Linked DNA regions of Homo sapiens: region 1 is linked to region 2. The links are chromatin contacts, found by Hi-C or POLR2A ChIA-PET in ENCODE. All regions are on one chromosome and are shown on one strand. Each heading gives the region's core, a stretch centred on a gene start or an enhancer-like site at or near the end of the contact. The rest is flanking DNA. Distances are from core to core; before and after follow the strand shown. Region 1 has its middle 18 kb from the start of SWI5. Region 2 holds the start of PTGES2 (prostaglandin E synthase 2).

Region 1 (6,755 bases), core at 2,993-5,492, 170 kb after region 2:
CCAACATAGTGAAACCTCGTCTGTACTCGAAATATAAAAAATTAGCTACGCATGGTGGTGCGCACCTGTAATCCCAGCTACTCAGGAGGCTGAGGCAGGAGAATCTCTTGAACCTGGGAGGCAGAGGTCGCAGTGAGCCGAGATCACGCCATTGCACTCCAGCCTGGTCAACAGAGCGAGACTCCATCTCAAAAAAAAATAAATAAATAATAAAAATAAAAATAAATAAATAAATTTTAGGCCAGGCATGGTGGTTCATACCTGTAGTCCCAGCACTTTGGGCGGCTGAGGCAGGCAGCTTACGTGAGGTCAAGAGTTTGAGACCAGCCTGGCCAACCTGGTTAAACTTGGTTTCTAAAAACCAGCCATGGCCGGGCGCAATGGCTCACGCCTGTAATCCCAGCACTTTGGGAGGCCGAGGCGGGCGGATCACGAGGTCAGGAGATCGAGACCATCCTGGCTAACATGGTGAAACCCCGTCTCTACTAAAAATACAAAAAAATAAAAAATAAAAAATTTGCCTGGCGTGGTGGCAGGCACCTGTAATCCCAGCTATTCGGGAGGCTAAGGCAGGAGAATGGCGTGAACCCGGGAGGCGGAGCTTGCAGTGAGCCAAGATCGCGCCACTGCACTCCAGCCTGGGCGACAGAGCTAGACTCCATCTCAAAAAAAAAAAAAAAAAAAAAAAAAAAAAAAAAAAAAAAAAAAAAAAAAAAAAAAGCCATGCAAGTCAGGCCTGGATTTGAGTCTCAGCTCTGCCCACTTATGAGCTGTGTGACTATGGGCAACTGACGTGGCCCCAATAAAGCGGAGATAATAGTAGTGCTGTATTCACCAGGGTAATTAGCATTAGCCGACTCAGCAAACCACCACAAAACCTCTGTGGCTGAACACAATAAAGGTATGTTTGTCTCAGAGTCTAATGAGGGTCTGGTAGCCCTCCTCTATTTTGAGCTATACCATCAGAACATGTGGCCACCAGAGTGACCACAGCAGGGGAAGAGAGAGATGAAGACACATCAACTCCAAACCAACTCCCCCATATTTGGGAGACATAACTTCTACTCACAGCTCCTTGTCTATAACTAGTCACTTGGCCCAAACTAACCAAGAGGGAGGCTGGGAAATAAGAATGAGCACACAGATCTTTCACAGGGAGTCAGCTACAAGGACCCATCTCCAAAGGGTGCTTTGAGTATTTGGTGGGCAACTGCCCACAACCGGGCTCCTAGGGTTGTGCTAGACAGCGACTCATTACCCCCACACCCTGCCATCAAGTGTCCCATGCTTGTACTCTGGTCCTGGTCCAGACTTCAGACACTCTTCTGCATCTATCAGCTCTTCTAGATTAAACACACAGCCAGGTGTGGTGGCTCACGCCTGTAATCCCAGCACTTTGGGAGGCCGAGGCAGGCAGATCACATGAGGCTAGGAATTCAAGATCAACCTGGCCAACATGGCAAAACCCCATCTCTACTAAAAATACAAAAAAAAAAAAAAAAATGAGCCAGGCATGGGGGCACATGCCTGTAGTCCCAGCTACTCAGGAAGCTGAGGCAGAGAATTGCTTGAACCTGGGGGGCGGAGGTTGCAGTGAGCCAAGATCACACCATTGCACTGCAGCCTGGGCAACACAGCGAGATTCTGTCTCAAAAAGAAACACACACACAAAAAGCACAAGCCTCAGTGACAGTGGCCCCAGGCAGCAGGCATTCTCATTTCTGGGATTTCCTTGTCATTTCTTTCTCATTTCTGGGATTTCCTTGTCATTTCTTACACTTCCTACTTTCTCCTCATGTCAACAGGTTTTCACAACCACCTTTGAGCTAAGTCCCATAATTGTTCCCATTTGGATGAGGAAACAGGTTCCGAGAGCAGAAACAACCTATCAAAGTCCCACAGTGAGTCAGGGGCAGCTGGAACCAGCACCCAGGTCTGTCTAACCCCATTCCACACACAAAGCCTCACAACAGACTCTTACCAAACCAGATGCCCCCTGGGAACAAGATTTTGTCAGATTCACATCAGACGACATCCTTTCCACCTGCATCTCACACACGCTCAGCATTTGCCTTGATGAACGTGGCTCTGCTCCTGTTCCCTTAGGTCTTGGGTGAGTGCTAGTGGCCTCACTGGAGATAGATAGAACCAGGACTGTGAGGGGCTTCTGAGGCTCTCATGTATCTTAGGTCCCACCTAGCTTTTTTTAATTTAATTTTTTTTTTGAGATGGAGTTTTGCTCTTCTCCCCCAGGCTGGAGTGCAGTGGCGCAATCTCAGCTCACTGCAACCTCCACCTCCCGGGTTCAAGTGATTCTCCTGCCTCAGCCTCCCATGTAGCTGGGATTACAGACATGCGCCACCACGCCTGGCTAATTTTTGTATTTGTAGTAGAGACTGGGTTTCACCTTGTTGGTCAGGCTGGTCTCAAACTCCTGACCTCAGGTGATCCACCTGCCTCAGCCTCCCAAAGTGCTGGGATTACAGGCATGAGCCACCCCACCCTACCCAGTGCCGCCCAGCTTTTGCCTTGCCTGAGACAGTGAGTGCCTGAGTGCCTTACCTGCTCTCCTCCCTTAATGTTCTGGGCCACATGGGTTTGTCTTTTGTGTTTTTGTTTGTTTGTTTTTTAAGACAGGGTCTCACTCTGTTGCCACAGGCTGGAGTGCAGTGGCGCAACCCTGGCTCACCGCAACCTCCACCTCCTGGGTTCAAGCGATTCTCCTGCCTCAGCCTCTCAAGTACTTGGGATTACAGGCACCCGCCCCCATGCCTGGCTAATTTTTATATTTTTAGTAGAAACAGGGTTTCACTATGTTGGCCAGGCTGGTCTCAAACTCCTGACCTCAAGTGATCCATCCATCTCAGTCTCCCAAACTGCTGGGATTATAGGCATGAGCCACCACGCCTGGCCGGCCACCTGGTTTTATGGTGAAGGAGGAGGAGGAGAGGGAAGTGGCCAGGCTCTGAGTGGGTGGGAGCCCCTTGAGAGGTGAGCCCTTCCTTGAGGTTTTCTCACCTTACACCATGTTCTCTATGTGGAGAGCTGGCTGGTCTTGCCTCTTCCTACACAAAAAAACTGTCAGGGCCAGGTGCTGGGGAGCCCCAGTCTCTGGGTCCCTGCCACACAGTGCTCACCTGCCAGCGGGAGGTCAGAGACTCAAGCAGCCACGACAATACAGATAAAATGCTGCCACAGGGTTATGGAAGCATGTTGGAGCTGCATCCAACCAATATGGGACACTGGGAAACTTCCCAGGGGAAGAGACATCCATGTCTGTCCAGTAGGAGGCAGCCAGGTAAGAATGTGGGAGAGGGCTGCCTGCCTGTAATCCCAGCACTTTGGGAGGCTGAGGCGGGCGGATCACCTGAGGTCAGGAGTTCGAGACCAGCCTGGGCAACATGGCAAAACCCCGTCTCTACTAAAAATACAAAAATTAGCCGGGCATGGTGGCACACATCTGTAATCCCAGCTTCTCAGGAGGCTGAGGCAAGAGAATCACTTGAACCTGGGTGGCAGAGGTTGCGGTGAGCCAAGATGGCACCACTGCACTCCAGCCTAAGCAACAGAGTGAGCCTCTGTCTCAAAAAAAAAAAAAAAAAAGGCCGGGCGCGGTGGCTCACGCCTGTAATCCCAGCACTTTGGGAGGCCGAGGCGGGTGGATCATGAGGTCAGGAGATCGAGACCATCCTGGCTAACAAGGTGAAACCCCGTCTCTACTAAAAATACAAAAAATTAGCCGTGCGCAGTGGCGGGCGCCTGTAGCCCCAGCTACTCGGGAGGCTGACGCAGGAGAACGGCGTGAACCCGGGAAGCGGAGCTTGCAGTGAGCCGAGATTGCGCCACTGCAGTCCGCAGTCCGGCCTGGGCGACAGAGCAAGACTCCGTCTCAAAAAAAAAAAAAAAAAAAAAAAAAAATGTGGGAGAGTATTCCAGAGGCAGAAAACTTAGTTGGCCCAGGACACAAAGGGATTTGGTCTCGTTGAAAGGTGATCAGGGATGGTGATTTGCAGGTTGTGTCCACTTGGATTCTTGGTGCATGATGAAAGTCTCCCCCAAACACAATCGTAACCCAGCTCTGCATTTTGGTTCAATCTTGAGGCACCCAGGGAGGACACTTGGAAGGAAAGCATCCACCTTGGTCTGTTTCTCTTGTGTGAGCTCAGCTCTCCCAGGTGTCATAGTGGGCACGGCCTCGAGGGGGCAGTGTCCACTCAGAGATGTGCCCAACTGCCCTGGGAAGCAAGCCCTGGGAGGGCCTTGTTGGAAAGGTTCCAGCCTGCCAGGCCAGATTCACGAAGGCTGAATCCTCAGAACACATAGAAGAGGGGGTTCTCTGGCAGCACCCCTCTCAGGAGTTTGAAGCAACCAGGGGCAGTAAGGAGCAAGCAGCTGCGAGATGTGGATTCCTCAGGCCGTGCCCCCATGTGCTGGAAAACAGGTGGCAGAGGTTACTCTGCCTGGTGTGTACACATACATGGTTTGTTTGATCATATCCGGTATAAACCCTACTCGAAAATATTTGTCATCCGGCACCTACGGAGTTCAAAATACTAACACAGTACAGCCTGCACTGTTGTCCCTGGGGACTGAAAGGGGTCATTTTTGGGTGGCCTGACAGAAATGTGTCACAGAGCAGTGTCGCCAAATAGTGCCCCACTCTAGTTTTGCTCAGAAGGGGCCACATCAGCTGGGCAGGGTGTGGTGGCTCATGCCTATAATCCTAGCATTTTGGGAGGCCAAAGCAGGACAATCAATTGAGCCCAGGAGTTTGAGACCACCTTGGCAACATAGTGAGACCTATCCTCCACAAAAAATTTTAAAAACAGCCAAACATGGGCCGGGCACGGTGGCTCACGCCTGTAATCCCAGCACTTTGGGAGGCCGAGGTGGGCGGATCATGAGGTCAGGAGATCGACACCATCCTGGCTAACACGGTGAAACCCCGTCTCTATTAAAAGTACAAAAAATTAGCCGGGCGTGGTGGCGGGCGCCTGTAGTCCCAGCTACTCGGCAGGCTGAGGCAGGAGAATGGCGTGAACCCGGGAGGCGGGGCTTGCAGTGAGCCGAATTGCGCCACTGCACTCCAGCCTGTGCGACAGTGCAAGACTCCGTCTCAAAAAAAAGAAAAAAAAAAACAAAGCCAAGCATGGTGGTACCCAGCTACTCAGGAGGTTGAAGTGGGAGGATCGATCCAGCTCAGGAGGTCAAGGCTACCATGAACCATGATCACACATTGCACTCTAGCATGGGTGATAGAGTGAGGCCCTGTCTTGAAAAAAAGGAGGGGCCGCTTGGGGAGAGAGGGAAGGGAGGAAGCCCAGGCCAAGGGCCCAGTGCCTCTGTGGTTGGGGCTAAGGGATGTTGGGGCCCCCAACCCTGATTCTTCGGAGGAATTGGGAGGAAAGCTCCAGGTTCCACGTCATGTGGATGGGCCTGAGAATGAGGTGAAAGGTAACAATCACACACCCAAACCAGTTATGAGCCAAAGGTTTCACCAGATAAGGGATTGATGGCCACAATCACCAGCACATATGCAATTCTGTGGGTCAGACAGGGAGCTGAGTCACCATGCCCCGCAGTATCTCATTGACTGCCCCCAACAACAGAGAGTGGTTGAGAGTCCCCATTTCCAAATGGAGCAAACTGAGGCTCAGGGGGATGCAGATAAGTAGCGAAGCTATCTGATTCCAGAACCTGGCTGAGTAGCCACAGTGTGCTGCCTGCCTCCCCAGTGGAGCCTCTTGAGTCTCTTATCTGAGGTCGGGCATTACTAAAACAGGAATCGGAACTTGAACCCAGCACTCTCCAAGCCCTTAAGCCTCAGGTCTTAACCACAGAGCCCTGCTATGTTTGTTGTATGTTGTATCTGCCCAGGGCCCTGACCTAGCGGCCAGGTCAGTGGCCAGAAATGATCAGCCTCTGCCTTGGACTTGGCCTGGGCCCCTCCTTCCTGGTTCCTGTAGGTAGCCTGCTCGGCTTCCTTCCCAGTGAGCCTCCCATTCCTAACATCAGCAATTCTGGACAGGAGTAAAGTCCCTCTTGACCTTTGACTCCTTCAGCTTCTCATGTTCATCCCACAATCCCAAAAGTTCTTGGCGGAATAATCATTATAGCAGCTAATGAGCACATTCTAACTTGGAGAACATTCTCTGTGCCAGACCCTGAGCCTAATGCTCTGCCTATCACATGTGTTCCTCATGGCCACCCTGAGAGGTAGGTAGAGTTGTCCCCATTATCCAAATGAGGTAAATGAGGCTCAGAGAGGTTAAGTCACTTTCCCAAGGAAGCACAGAGAAGGAGCAGACTCAGAGTTTGAAGGGGTTTCAAACACTTGCTCTTTAAAGGCCAGGTACTAATTCCCAAACTTCTGAGTATCACAATTATCTGAGGGGGATGTTTTGTTTTGTTTTGTTTTGGAGACAAGGTCTTGTCTTGTCTCTGTTACCCAGCTGGAGTGCAGTGGTGTGATCAGGGCTTACTACAGCCTCAACCTCTCAGACTCAAGCCATCTTGCCAGCCCAGCCTCCTGAGTAGCTGGGGCTACAGGCACATGCCACCATGTCCAACTCATTTTTGTATTTTTTGTAGAGATTGTGTCACCCTATGTTGCCCAAGCTGGTCTTGAACTCCTGGGTTCAACCAATCCACCCACCTCAGCTTCTCAAACTGCTGGGATTGAGAGGGATTTTTTAAATAAAGATTTGGGGCTGGGTGCCTATAATCCCAGCATTTTGGGAGGCTGAGGTGGGAGG
Region 2 (7,302 bases), core at 4,803-7,302:
CCAAAGTGGATGGATCACCTGCGGTCAGGAGTTCGAGACCAGCCTGACCAACATACTGAAACTCTGTCTCTACTAAAAATTCAAAAATTAGCCGGGCATGGTGGCACAGGCCTGTAATCCCAGCTACTCAGGAGGCTGAGGCAGAAGAATTGCTTGAACCTGGGAGGCGGAGGTTGCAGCGAGCCAAGACTGCACCGCTGCACTCCCGCCTGGGTGACAGCGTGAGACTTGGTCTCAAAAAAAAAACAAAAACAACAACAACAAAAAAAAACAAAAGGAAAAAGGGCAGTGAAGCCAGGCCAGTGAGACGCCCTCCCAGGGGTTTTCTGGGAGAAGCCTGGAGCACCGGACCCAGCCCGCCTGAGGCTGAAGCCAACTCCAGGGAGGGCAGTGTTGATGGCGACAGGTAGAGCTTGGGCTCTGGTAACACCACCCGGGCCTCTGGATCCAGCAGGGCCCGAAGCCAACCCGTTCCCTGAACTTGTCAGTTATGTGAACCAAGGCGGTTCCTGGTCATCTGTTTCTCTCCTGGAGCCACTTCGAGGCGAGTTTCTGTCCGTGATGGCAGAGAGAGGCAGGTTCCTCTGGCAAGATGCAAGCACCGTCCAGGCTTTCCCTTGCAAACCTCCCCCACTCTGAGGACAGAACCCTCGGTCCAGGCACCACCTGCCACCACCACACTCACCAAATCAGCGAGATTCGGCTTCTGGCCCCCCATGAAGGGCCGGTCCTTGCCCACAGCAGCCACCCACTTGTCAGCAGCCTCATAGAGGTCCTCGCGCACGTTGTCCTGGAGGCGGTGCCTGGGCGGGGAAGGGAAAAGCCCCTCAGGGGAGCCCCCACTCCCAGCCCAGCAGGGAAGAGGGTCTCCTCTGGGGAGAGGGGGGAGGTGTGGAAGCCAGGACGGCACCCCAGGTGAGAGCATCACATCTGCAGACGCCTCAGGGAGCATCCGTCCCAGACGGGGAGGCTGTGGTAAAGGCAAGAGACCAGGCCAGGGAGAAAGCCACAGAGGAGGCGCCAGTCAGGGCCCAGGCTTCCGGCTTCAAGGCCAGCCCTGCTGTCCCCAGGGGAGGTGAGCAGGAGCTCTGGGTCCAAGTCCCATCTTGGCCAAGGGACCCATAATCCATAATGCGTTTCCCACCTGCCCTAGGCCTCGGCCTCCCGCTGGTCTCCTGAGGGGTGTGATGGGATCACCACTGCTCGTGGCACCGGAGGCTCGGGGACAGCAGGCCCCGGATGTGCACACACACTTGCCTGCTCTTGAGTCGCTTGCTGATGAGGTACATGGCCGCTGCACCCATGTACTTGGCCACGGCACCCTCCACGGCTCCGAACTTGCCCTCGCGGACAATGTAGTCAAAGGACGCCAGAGCCTCGGTGGGCGTGCGGTACACATTGGGGGAGATCAGGTGCACCAGCCAGTCGTCCGCCCACTGCCGCCACTTCATCTCCTCCCTGCGGGCACGGGAGGGACTTCCTAAGCCAGGACCCGGGCTGTGTTGGGAGCAGGCTGCATTCTCTAGAACATACCCACTGCACGGGCGGGAAGCTGAAGCCTGAGCAGGAAGGTCTTTTTTTTTTTTTTGAGACAAAGTCTCGCTCTGTCACCCAGGCTGGAGTGCAATGGCACCATCTCAGCTCACTGCATCCTCCGCCTCCTGGGTTCAAGCGATTCTCCTGCTTCAGCCTCCTTAGTAGCTGGGATTATAGGTGTGTGCCTCCACACCTAGCTAATTTTTGCATTTTTATAGAGATGGGGTTTTGCCATGTTGGCCAGGCTGGTCTTGAACTCCTGACCTCAGGTGATCTGCCTGCCTCGGCCTCCCAACAGGCTGGGATTACAGGAGTGAGCCACCACGCCCGGCTGCAGGAAGGTCTCTACTGAAATCCGGCATGGCCCGGCCCCAGCCCCGCTGGTCTCCCATGCTGCTCCCTGCTCACGCCATCTTGCTCAGCTTGGTCCTACTCTACAGAAGACCCCTGCGGTCACCACCTTCCCCCGCCAGCCCCAGCCCCACTCACGTCCTGGCCTCCTTCCCACCATACACTTGCTGGGCCTCCTTCTCGTTGAGCATGAGCCAGTACTTATTGCCGAACTCGGTCACCTCCTTGCCCTGCTCGTTCACAGCCTTCATGGCTGGGTAGTAGGTGATGATCTCTTCCAGGGGCTGCCTTCGGAGAGAGCCACAATATCACCCCAACTCCTTCCCCCTCCGTCCCCTGTGGCCGACCAACCCCGCTGCCCCAGCCTCAGAGTGGAGCCAGGACCAACAAAGGCTCTCCGGACTCTTGCAGTAAGAGGGATTTGGAGTAGATGCCAGGGCTACCTCCCCAAGAGAGGGAGGTGTGGGGAGGACAAAGTAGGGGGCTTGGAGGAGGACGGCCACGGGCTACTCTGGAAAATCATTTTTTTTTTTTTTTGAGACGGAGTCTCGCTCTGTCACCCAGGCTGGAGTGCAGTGGCACGATCTTGGCTCACCGCAACCCTCTGCCTCCCGGGTTCAAGCGATTCTCCTGCCTCAGCCTCCTGAGTAGCTGGGACTACAGGCACTCGCCACTATGCCTGGCTAATTTTTGTATTTTTAGTAGAGATGGAGCTTCGCCATGTTGGCCAGGCTGGTCTGGAACTCCTGACCTCAGGTGATCTGCCTGCCTCGGCCTCCCAAAGTGCTGGGATTACAGGTGCGAGCCACTCTGTACTCTGGAAATCTAAGCAGCAGCTCCACGTGCTCCCAGGAGGGAACTCAGGGGAGGCCTCCCTGGAGGAAGCCACCAAAAGCAATGGCCACCTGGTCTCCGAGGGGCTCCTTACCCCGACACCAGGTAGGTCTTGAGGGCGCTGATGATGACAGAGGAGTCATTTAGTTGTTGCTGGAAGAGAAAAGGGTGGTTTAATCAGAGGTTGCAACCCAGCCGCTGGGAGTCACCAGGGGCTCTTTAACAAGACACTCTGGGCATTGTTTATCCATTCCTGGGGACATGCCCGGAGTCCTCCCCGCCCTGCCCTCAGGGCACCCATCCTAAGTAGGGAGACGTGGTTGTGGCCAATGGGGAGGAAGGTGTGGGAAAGCCGTGGGGTCTAAGCCCCAGCCCACTCACCCATTTGGCCTCCCAGGTAGAGGGGCAGGGTGGGTTCTGGAAGCTACATACTAGACCCCAAGCACTGTGCCAGGCATTTCATATCTGCCGTCCCTGCAAGCCAGAATATGGTCCCTTGTTGACTCATGAAGCAAGCAAGCGCAGAGAGGCTAAGTGACTTGCCCCAAGTCACACAGCTAGTGAGTGGGTGAATCACACCTCAAACCCAGATCGCTGATTTCAGAATCTATGTTGTTAAGCTGTGGTGTTCTGCCTCCCTGAGACCCAGCAGGTGTTTGGTTTTGGTACGGAAGGAGAGAGCCTACATTTATTGAGCATCTACCGTATGCAGCTACTTCCCCCATAGTCCTTACAGGCACAAGGATCACAAGTTCCTTCCCAGGCTGCAGAGCCAGGCCAGGCTAGGGGGCGCTCCAGGACAACCCAGGAAAGGAGGAAGGATGCAGGGGGTTCCCTGGGGCTCACCGAGCTTTCTCCTTCCTGGGCCACCAGGATGGGCACCTTTCTGTAGGAGGAGAACTTGATCTCAGCCCTGCGCACAGGGTTCACCTCCACCACCTGGTAGGGCAGGGCATGGAAGTCGAGGAAGGCTCGGACCTTGCTGCAGAAGGGACACGTCTTGTACTGGTACAGGGTCAGCTGCAGGCGGCTGGACAGGGAGAGCTGCGGGCAGCAGACGGAAAAGGCTTCTAGACCTGGCACCCCCAGGCCCAGGCCCTGCCCCCAAGGGTGTTTTCCAGAGGAGTCTTCTGAAATGACGCTAGAACATCGGGAAGAGGAACTAGAGATGGAAGGGGGCGGTAGGGGAAAGGGAGGCACTGGACAGCAGCCCAGGTTTAAGCCCCTGGCCAGCACGGTCCCCAAGCAGGAGTCCCACCCTTTGCTGCGAGGTTGTGTAGGAGGAATCTTCTAGTCTCTGTCCCATACTGGACAGACCCCTCTTTTCTCACTCCAGTCCCAAGGGGACACCAGACAGCCCCAGGGTATACACCCCACTCCCACAGACATGGAACAACTGTTTCAACTTGACTTGTTCACTCTCACTCCTCTAACCCCAGGGACCTCTGGGGGCAGAGCTGGGCTACCACCCAGGCTCATGTTCACCAGTGGGGTCTACCTCCAATCTCTTTCTTGTTTTTTTCTCTGGAGACAGGGTCTCACTCTGCCATCCAAGCTGGAGTGCAGTAGCTTGATCACAGCTCACTGCAGCCTTGAACTCCGGGGTTCATGTGATCCTCCAGCCAAAGTCTATCTCAAATATCCGAGGGGGAGGGTGGTATCTGAGCCAAGGCCTGCGTGTGGCAAGCTCCGCAGGAAAGCCCCCAGGGGAGCCTGCTGCACGTTCATGCCGGGAAGCCACAACTGTAGACCATCCCCCTGTGTTCAGAGGGGAAGCTGGACCGTGGAGGCAGGAAGGGAGACACAGAGTACTCCATGCCCTTTTTACCCACCTCTGTTCCCTCTGGTCCAGCAAATAAGCATCTGTGGGCGGGTGGTGGGAAGTCAAGTAATGAAGAGTTGCAAGGTGTGGGGTAGGTATAAAGTGTCTCAAGGCAGCTGGGCCACCACTTAGGGGGTCACCACTTGGGGGGGGCACCTTTCTACCTCTTCCTGTTTCAGCCTGGAGTCTAAGTCATCAGTTCCATAAAGGTACCACCACTACTACTAAATAAATACACAGCCTTAGGATTTGGGGGCAGTGGGGAGAGAGGATGATGAACGTTTGGAAAGTGAAAAAGGCTTTCCCTTTCCTGTGATCTCCCATCTCTTAATCAAAAAAGTCTTAAAACACGGTAGAGGCTGGGCTCCGTGGCTCACACCTGTAATCCCAGCACTTTGGGAGGCCGAGGCGGGTGGCTCATTTGAGGTCAGGAGTTCGAGACCAGCTTGGCCAACATGGTGAGACCCCCGTCTCTAGTAAAAATACAAAAATTAGCCGGGCTGGGTGGCAGGCGCCTGTAATCCCAGCTACTGGGGAGGCTGAGGCAGGAGAATTGCTTGAACCCAGGAGGCGGAGGTTGCAGTGAACCGAGATCGCGCCACTGCACTCCAGCCTGGGCAACAGAGCAAAAAAAAACTCCGTCTCAAAAAAAAAAAGTCTCCTTAAAACATGGTAAAGGCTGGGCGCAGTGGCTCACGCCTGTGATCCCAGCACTTTCAGAGGCCAAGGTGGGCGGATCACTTGAGGCCAGGAGTTCGAGACCAGCCTGGGCGACATGGTGAAACCCTATCTCTACAAAAAATACAAAAATTAGCAGGGCGCAGTGGGGTGAGCCTATAGTCCCAGCTACTCGGGAGGCTGAGGCAGGAGGATCCCTTCAACCTGGGAGGCAGAGGCTGCAGTGAGCCGCGATCGCACTCCAGCCTGGGCGATAATGCGAGACCCTGTCTCGAAAACATAAATAAACAAACCAAAAAAAAAAAAAAAAAAAAAACCACGGTAGAAGAACGATTTTATGAGAACTCGAACAATTCCAGGTAGTAGGCATCAGGAGTGCCCCTATTTTACACAAAAGAATACAGAGGGTTCGGAGACTTCAGACCAAGTCACTCGCCCAAGGTCACAAGCAGGCAGAGGCAACTCCTGACCCTGCGGGTTCCCAGGAGTCCCGAGTTCGGCGCTGATCAGCATCCCCATCCCCGGCCGGGCCAGGCCTTACCTGCGCGGCTGAGCGCTCTGCGTGGAGGTCCTGGGCGCGCAGGTGCCACCGCGCCGTGTGGTACAGCCCCAGGGCTCCCCCCAGGGCCAGCGCCGCAGCTCCCAGCAGCCGCGGGCTCCCCTTACGAGCTGCAGCCACGGGGCTCGGGCCGCCCGCCGCCCCCGCGAAGCCAGCCCGGCTCTGCGTGGGTAGCAGCGGCTGGGGGCGGCCTCCCAGCCTCCAGGCCAAGGCGCACCCACCAGGCCACAGCGCCCGCACCACCCGCGCAGCCGGGTCCATGTTCGCTCCGCCGGCGCCGCGGGCGGGCGCGCGAAACGAAGACGCCGAGGCACGCGCGGCGTTTAAAGGGCCAGGACTCTGGCGCCCCGCGGGTTGGCCGGGGTGAGGGCGACGCTAAGGGAACCCTCAGCGCTCTCGGGACTGGGCGTGTGCCCGGCGCCCAAGTTCGAAACGCCCGCCAGAGCCGCAGAGGCCCGCTCGGGAACGTTTGCAGACCGTTCCATGCTTCCGCCTCCAAAGGCTCTTGGGTAGTGACCCGGCCGACTGCAGGGGGGCGAACGTCTCCTCGCCCCACCTTGACCGCCTAAAGGGCGGCGTGGCCGTCTGTAACACGTACTTGCCCACCTCTCTTACGGGCGCCCATTCAAAACAACTCCAGCCCTTCCTAGAGTCAGTACAGGCGCCGCGACTTCCGGCCACTGAAAGCCCCGGAAACGACCCGACCCGGCACCAGGTGTTGCGGTTCTCTCTGCCCTCCCGCCTCATTGTCCGCTTCCTACTGTGACCCGAACCATAAAATTTTCCCGAACCCGAAGGGGCCTTGGAAACCACGTGTCTCTGATTTCGCCCACGCGAAGCGGCCGGCCCGCCGACCCCGAGATTTCCAGGGAGAGGATGGCAAAGTGGGGTGCCAGGCTGCTCGGTCCTTCTGCTGGGCTCCCCCGCCCTAGCTGAAGCCCGGAGCCTCCACCGCATAGGCGTCTCCGCGGACAGCCCCGGGATGGCCCCGCCCGGCGCCCGAGAGGGGGCGGGACTCGCAGAGTGGGCGGGGAGAGGGGCGGGGCGAGGGGGGAGCTCTGAGTCCCGGCTCTGCTGCTCCGCCGCGTCCCACTCTTCTCGCTCCGCTTTCGCCCCGCATCTTCCACCTTCCTTCCAGTCCTTGCGGCGACCGAGCCCGCAGTGTCAGTCCCCAGCGGGGACCTGAGTATGCCGGTGAAGACGAGAGCGGAAGGCGAGGACGACGGCTTCGGGGAAGCGGGTGACCCGAGGAGACTGCTGGAGCGACCTTGGCGTTTCCGGGGGTGCCTTCCCGGGAAGGGGAATCGGGATGTTGGCTTCGAAGGGACCGAAGGGCCCACCTCGACCCGCCCCGAGTGGGTTTGGAGTTGTAGGTGCTGTCTCGGATGCAGGGCGAGCACCCGCGAGCGGGTAACCAGTCCCGTGAGAGCTGCAGGTCCCCAGCCCCGTTTTACAGATAGGGAAACTGAGGCAGCTGCTGGGACACTCGCCCATATGGGTTTTGCTCCACCCACTTCCTTCA

Evidence for each region. Hi-C counts contacts between places; a loop is a spot of excess contacts on that map. ChIA-PET counts read pairs that join two places held with the same protein, here RNA polymerase II (POLR2A). Pooled maps may share reads with other maps.
Region 1: a loop to region 2 is called in a pooled map, with 3 times the contacts of the local background. The contact joins the enhancer-like site here to the promoter of PTGES2 in region 2. A Hi-C loop is called at or near these places in 3 of 50 pooled maps. POLR2A ChIA-PET finds 5 or more read pairs at or near these places in 5 of 52 experiments (HepG2, K562, PC-9 and 2 more).

The regions. Positions count from the first base shown.
Region 1 is chr9:128,291,314-128,298,068 of GRCh38, forward strand. No RefSeq gene overlaps it. Among named protein-coding and RNA genes, the nearest start is that of SWI5, 18 kb to the left of the region's middle. Within about 2 kb of position 4,243, at least 15 of the 41 ENCODE cell types and tissues checked have a DNase peak (open chromatin) inside an H3K27ac peak, as active enhancers do; they include PC-9 and endothelial cell of umbilical vein, where a contact is called at or near this core.
Region 2 is chr9:128,121,677-128,128,978 of GRCh38, forward strand. It overlaps PTGES2 (prostaglandin E synthase 2), which reads right to left and starts at 6,053. Exons shown (of 7, transcript NM_025072.7): 1 at 5,763-6,053; 2 at 3,568-3,765; 3 at 2,816-2,874; 4 at 2,026-2,175; 5 at 1,258-1,458; 6 at 686-803. The coding sequence starts at 6,041. It overlaps PTGES2-DT (PTGES2 divergent transcript), which reads left to right and starts at 6,853. Exons shown (of 1, transcript NR_024425.1): 1 at 6,853-7,302. RefSeq lists enhancers at 5,574-5,653, 6,294-6,413 and silencers at 5,794-6,083, 6,724-6,923, 6,954-7,063.